2 separate regions of the Homo sapiens genome follow, and region 2 is linked to region 1. The links are chromatin contacts, found by Hi-C in ENCODE. All regions are on one chromosome and are shown on one strand. The core of a region is the stretch at or near the end of the contact, and the rest is flanking DNA. Distances in the headings are between cores, read along the strand shown.

Region 1 (2,823 bases), core at 206-2,705:
TTATAAAGGATATTACAAAGGATACAGATGACAAGATACATAGGATAGGACATGTGGGAAGGGGCTAGAAGCTTCTATGCCCTCTCCAGGTGCACCACCCTCCAGGAACCTTCACACGCTATCCAGAAGCTTCCAATGCATGGCCTTTTGGGTCTTACTCAGTTGCCCAGGCTGGAGTGCAGTGGTGCACTCTCAGCTCACTGCAACCTCCGCCTCCTGGGTTCAAGCGATTCTCCTGCCTCAGCCTCCGGAGTAGCTGGGATTACAGGCACCTGCCACCACGCCCTGCTAATTTTTGTGTTTTTTAGTAGAGACAGGATTTCACCATGTTGGCCAGACTGGTTTTGACCTCCTGACCTCAGGTGATCCGCCTGCCTTGGCCTCCCAAAGTGCTGGGATTACAGGCATGAGCCACTGCACCCAGCCAGTATGGAAACTTCTAAAGAAATTAAAAATAGAATTACCAGATAGCCCAGCAATCCCTTTGCTGGGTATACATAGCCAAAGGAAATGAAATCACCACCTAGTAAAGATATCTGCATTCCCATGTTCATTGCCATGTTCACTGCAGTACTATTAACAATAGCCAGGCCCGGTGTGGTGGCTCACGCCTGTAATTCCAGCACTTTGGGAGGTTAAGGCGGGTGGATCACCTGAGATCAGGAGTTCGAGACCAGCCTGGACAACATGGTGAAACCCTGTCTCTATTAAAAATATAAAAAAAAAAAAAAAAAACAGCCAGGTGTGGTGGTGGGCGCCTGTAATCCCAGCTACTCAGGAGGCTGAGGCAGGAGAATTGGTTGAACCTGGGAGGTGGAGGTTGCAGTGAACTGAGATAGTGCCATTGCACTCCAGCCTGAGTGACAATAAAAAACTCCATCTCAAAAAAAAAAAAAAGCCAAGATTTGGAAACCACCTAGGTGTCCATCAATAGATGAATGGATAAAGAAACTGAAACTGTGAGATAGACACACACACACACACACACACACACACACACACACAGTGGAATACTATTCAGCTATAGAAAAGGAGATCCTGCCATTTGCCACAACACAGATGAAACTAGAGGGCACTATATTAAGTGAAATAAGCCAGATACATAAAGAAAAGTACTGCATGATCTCACTACTTATATGTGGAATCTAAAAAAAGGAAAGAAAAAAAAAGCAACTTCAGGAGCAGAGGTACCCTTGCAGAGCAGAGAGAAAATTCACAGTATCTTTAAACACCTTGGTAGGACTGACTTTGGTCTGTCAGTCGCCAAAATGATACCATCTGGGGAGTGTAGAAAAGACCTCTCTGCTTAATTTATTCTCAACTTTTCCACTTTACTGAGACTCGTGGTTAATCATCAGCAAACCCCCCTGGTGTCCTCTATCTCCTCTTTAAATAGTTCATTCACCTTGCTGTAGCTCAGAGATTCTCACCTGGAAGCAATTTTTCCTACCTCCCCAGAGGACATTTGGCAACGTTTGGAGGTATTTTTAGCTGTCACAACTGGAGATGGTGCTACTGACATCTAGTGGGTAGAGGCCAGGGATGCTGTTAAACACCTTACAAGGACAATGTACAGGATGGCCCCTCACAGCAAAGGATTATCAGACCCAGATGGCAATGGCCAAATTGAGAAACCCTGACTCTTTTCTGTAGGCACTACTTCCTCTTTAGCCCTCTCAGATCATCTGTGTTTTCTCATACCACTGGGTTTGGAGGCGGAGTGGGAGTCTTTTTCCTTTCTTATTGCTGCTTGCAAACAATTCTCCCTCCCCAAATCCTTAAAAAAGCCCAGCTTAACTTTGAATTTTACATCATCAGACATTATCACCCACTACCTCTCCTTACTGCAGTCATCTACAGATTTTCACTCCTTTCATTGTCATTCTCTCCAACACTAAAACCATCTTAAACCTTGGTGACTTCATCATCCACACAGATGATCCTTCCAACATCTTGGACTCTCAGTTCCTTGTATTCCACTCCTGCAGGGAGTACGACTCTCCACCACAGTCACTTCCTCACCTACATTGCCATAATTGCCATCATCTGAATTCCACTTTCTGAGCACTACATCCTATCATTTTAGCCCACTCCCTATAGTAGGTTTATTTCAACAAATTTTTGATCTCATTAGGTAGTGAGTGATAATGTCTGATGATGTCATTAGGACAACCAATCCATCAATCAACTGCATAGTATTTATACTATGAAAATCAACAAATCTACAAATTAGTGTTCTTTTCCTCTTTCTTTCAGAAAGCTAGTTGTTAAACATTTAACTCTTGTGTATTCATGGGATATACCTTAAGCAATCTATGTATGTGTGTGTATGTATATATATGTATGTATATATGTACACATATATAAAATGTTGCTTTGCACATTTAAACATTTTATATACCTGGTTTACTATAGTATGTTTTCTGATATAACTTTCCCTCCACAGCATTTAGGTTATGAGATGCATTCATGTTGATATGTGTAACTCTGGATTACTGTTTTTTTGTTTTGTTTTGTTTTGTTTTTGAGACAGAGTCTCACTCTGTTGCCCAGGCTGGAGTGCAGTGGCATGATCTCAGTTCATTGCAGCCTCTGCCTCCCAGATTCAAGTGATCTTCCCACCTCAGCCTCCTGAGTGGCTGGGACTATAGGCCTGCACCACCATGCCTGGCTAATTTTTGTATTTTTAGTAGAGAAGCAGTTTCGCCATGTTGGCCAGGCTGGTCTGGAACTCCTGACCTCAGGTGATCCGCCCGCCTTGGCCTCTCAAAGTGCTAGGACTACAGGTATGAGCCAAGGTGTTGGCTGGTTCATTCATTTTTA
Region 2 (2,823 bases), core at 123-2,622, 740 kb after region 1:
GTTGGTCTCCAAAATTATAGTTTGATCCCACAAACACACAAACACATACATGCAAAGGATTGTTTGCTTCACGGTTTTTGATATTTAATTCAATGCTGTTGGAACAGCACAAAAACTAAGTGTCAGTTTAACAGAATCACTTGTCCTTTTAGCATTAAAATAACATGGAACTTAATGCTTTAATTTCCCAACATGCCTTTTTATTTAGAAAGATTCAGACTTATATTTCATTTAGAAATAAAATGCCATTTTATTTAGAAAGATACAGGAGCATTCATTCACGGAACTTTCAGATCTCAGTCCACTGCATAAAATCTTGATCCTGTAATAATAGTTTCTGTATCTTGCATATTCATTCAACAGGTTTAACGCGATGAGCAAATTAATGTTCATCGTTTTTAACATGTTTCATCTTAATCAGAACCCACATTCTCAACGTTAATTGAACGTACATAGGACTATACAAGGGTTAGTAAATAAGACAGAAACTGTTGTTCATTTAACCACCGTCACTTTGGACCAAAAAAGAAAAAATATATATTTTTAAAATTGAGCTTAAAAGAGTCTCTAGAAGCTGGAAGCGTGGCTCTTTTTCAGCAAACTGGGGGAATAGGTTTACCGTGTTCCCCCTCTGGGGAATTTTGAGTCGCCACACTCATGTCTCGACCGAGCCTGGCTCGCTGCGTCTGAGCGAGTACTTGAGGAAGGCTGATCTAGAAAAACCAGCTGAGAGAAGGGGCAGAAGCCCCTGAAACCACGGGCGGGGGTGGGGTGGGGAGCGCAGCTTTGGGACCCTCTAGCCGGAGACTTCCGGCAGCTGCCTCCGACTTGTTCTAAGTACAGGAAAAATCTGTGCGCCCAGTTGCCTCACTCCAACAGCGCGCAGTTGTGCCCGGCGAGGATGCCGCGCTAGTCGTGGAGATGCCCCACCACAAAGAGGATTCAGGTGCTTCCTACTCCGGCACCCAGTGGGTTGGTAGTCCTGTTGGCAGGAGACAAGAATCGTCTGGGCTGCTCCTATCTCTGGCAGGACTAGACGGGGCGTGAAGGAAAGAAGGAAAGAAGGAAAGCAGGGATCGGGCACTGCCCGAGGGCAGATACTTGGGCTTTGGTGTTGTCCAGCGCGCTCGGAGTGCGCTGCCTCGCTCACGCGGTCCCAGGCCCCGCTTCTTCAGGCAGTGCCTGGGGCGGGAGGGTTGGGGTGTGGGTGGCTCCCTAAGTCGACACTCGTGCGGCTGCGGTTCCAGCCCCCTCCCCCCGCCACTCAGGGGCGGGAAGTGGCGGGTGGGAGTCACCCAAGCGTGACTGCCCGAGGCCCCTCCTGCCGCGGCGAGGAAGCTCCATAAAAGCCCTGTCGCGACCCGCTCTCTGCACCCCATCCGCTGGCTCTCACCCCTCGGAGACGCTCGCCCGACAGCATAGTACTTGCCGCCCAGCCACGCCCGCGCGCCAGCCACCGTGAGTGCTACGACCCGTCTGTCTAGGGGTGGGAGCGAACGGGGCGCCCGCGAACTTGCTAGAGACGCAGCCTCCCGCTCTGTGGAGCCCTGGGGCCCTGGGATGATCGCGCTCCACTCCCCAGCGGACTATGCCGGCTCCGCGCCCCGACGCGGACCAGCCCTCTTGGCGGCTAAATTCCACTTGTTCCTCTGCTCCCCTCTGATTGTCCACGGCCCTTCTCCCGGGCCCTTCCCGCTGGGCGGTTCTTCTGAGTTACCTTTTAGCAGATATGGAGGGAGAACCCGGGACCGCTATCCCAAGGCAGCTGGCGGTCTCCCTGCGGGTCGCCGCCTTGAGGCCCAGGAAGCGGTGCGCGGTAGGAAGGTTTCCCCGGCAGCGCCATCGAGTGAGGAATCCCTGGAGCTCTAGAGCCCCGCGCCCTGCCACCTCCCTGGATTCTTGGGCTCCAAATCTCTTTGGAGCAATTCTGGCCCAGGGAGCAATTCTCTTTCCCCTTCCCCACCGCAGTCGTCACCCCGAGGTGATCTCTGCTGTCAGCGTTGATCCCCTGAAGCTAGGCAGACCAGAAGTAACAGAGAAGAAACTTTTCTTCCCAGACAAGAGTTTGGGCAAGAAGGGAGAAAAGTGACCCAGCAGGAAGAACTTCCAATTCGGTTTTGAATGCTAAACTGGCGGGGCCCCCACCTTGCACTCTCGCCGCGCGCTTCTTGGTCCCTGAGACTTCGAACGAAGTTGCGCGAAGTTTTCAGGTGGAGCAGAGGGGCAGGTCCCGACCGGACGGCGCCCGGAGCCCGCAAGGTGGTGCTAGCCACTCCTGGGTTCTCTCTGCGGGACTGGGACGAGAGCGGATTGGGGGTCGCGTGTGGTAGCAGGAGGAGGAGCGCGGGGGGCAGAGGAGGGAGGTGCTGCGCGTGGGTGCTCTGAATCCCCAAGCCCGTCCGTTGAGCCTTCTGTGCCTGCAGATGCTAGGTAACAAGCGACTGGGGCTGTCCGGACTGACCCTCGCCCTGTCCCTGCTCGTGTGCCTGGGTGCGCTGGCCGAGGCGTACCCCTCCAAGCCGGACAACCCGGGCGAGGACGCACCAGCGGAGGACATGGCCAGATACTACTCGGCGCTGCGACACTACATCAACCTCATCACCAGGCAGAGGTGGGTGGGACCGCGGGACCGATTCCGGGAGCGCCAGTGCCTGCACACCAGGAGATCCTGGGGATGTTAGGGAAAGGGATTGTTTCTTTTCCTTCGCTCTATCCCAGGGCAGGACAGTATCAGGCACTTAGTCAGCTCTAGGTAAATGTTTGTACAGGGCACACTCTACACAAAATGGGTACCTTCCATTTTGTGCAACTACAGTCACAGAG

What was found. A loop is a pair of places that touch in the nucleus more often than their neighbours do. Pooled maps may share reads with other maps.
Region 2: a loop to region 1 is called in a pooled map, with 4 times the contacts of the local background. The contact joins the promoter of NPY here to the enhancer-like site in region 1. A Hi-C loop is called at or near these places in 2 of 37 single-sample maps with no recorded cell type and 8 of 50 pooled maps.

The regions. Positions count from the first base shown.
Region 1 is chr7:23,543,561-23,546,383 of GRCh38, forward strand. No RefSeq gene overlaps it. Among named protein-coding and RNA genes, the nearest start is that of TRA2A, 13 kb to the left of the region's middle. RefSeq lists an enhancer at 1,405-1,454. Within about 2 kb of position 1,456, at least 3 of the 41 ENCODE cell types and tissues checked have a DNase peak (open chromatin) inside an H3K27ac peak, as active enhancers do.
Region 2 is chr7:24,282,818-24,285,640 of GRCh38, forward strand. It overlaps NPY (neuropeptide Y), which reads left to right and starts at 1,373. Exons shown (of 4, transcript NM_000905.4): 1 at 1,373-1,458; 2 at 2,424-2,611. The coding sequence starts at 2,424. The region is part of intron 2 of LOC107986777 (a long non-coding RNA gene); the gene reads right to left.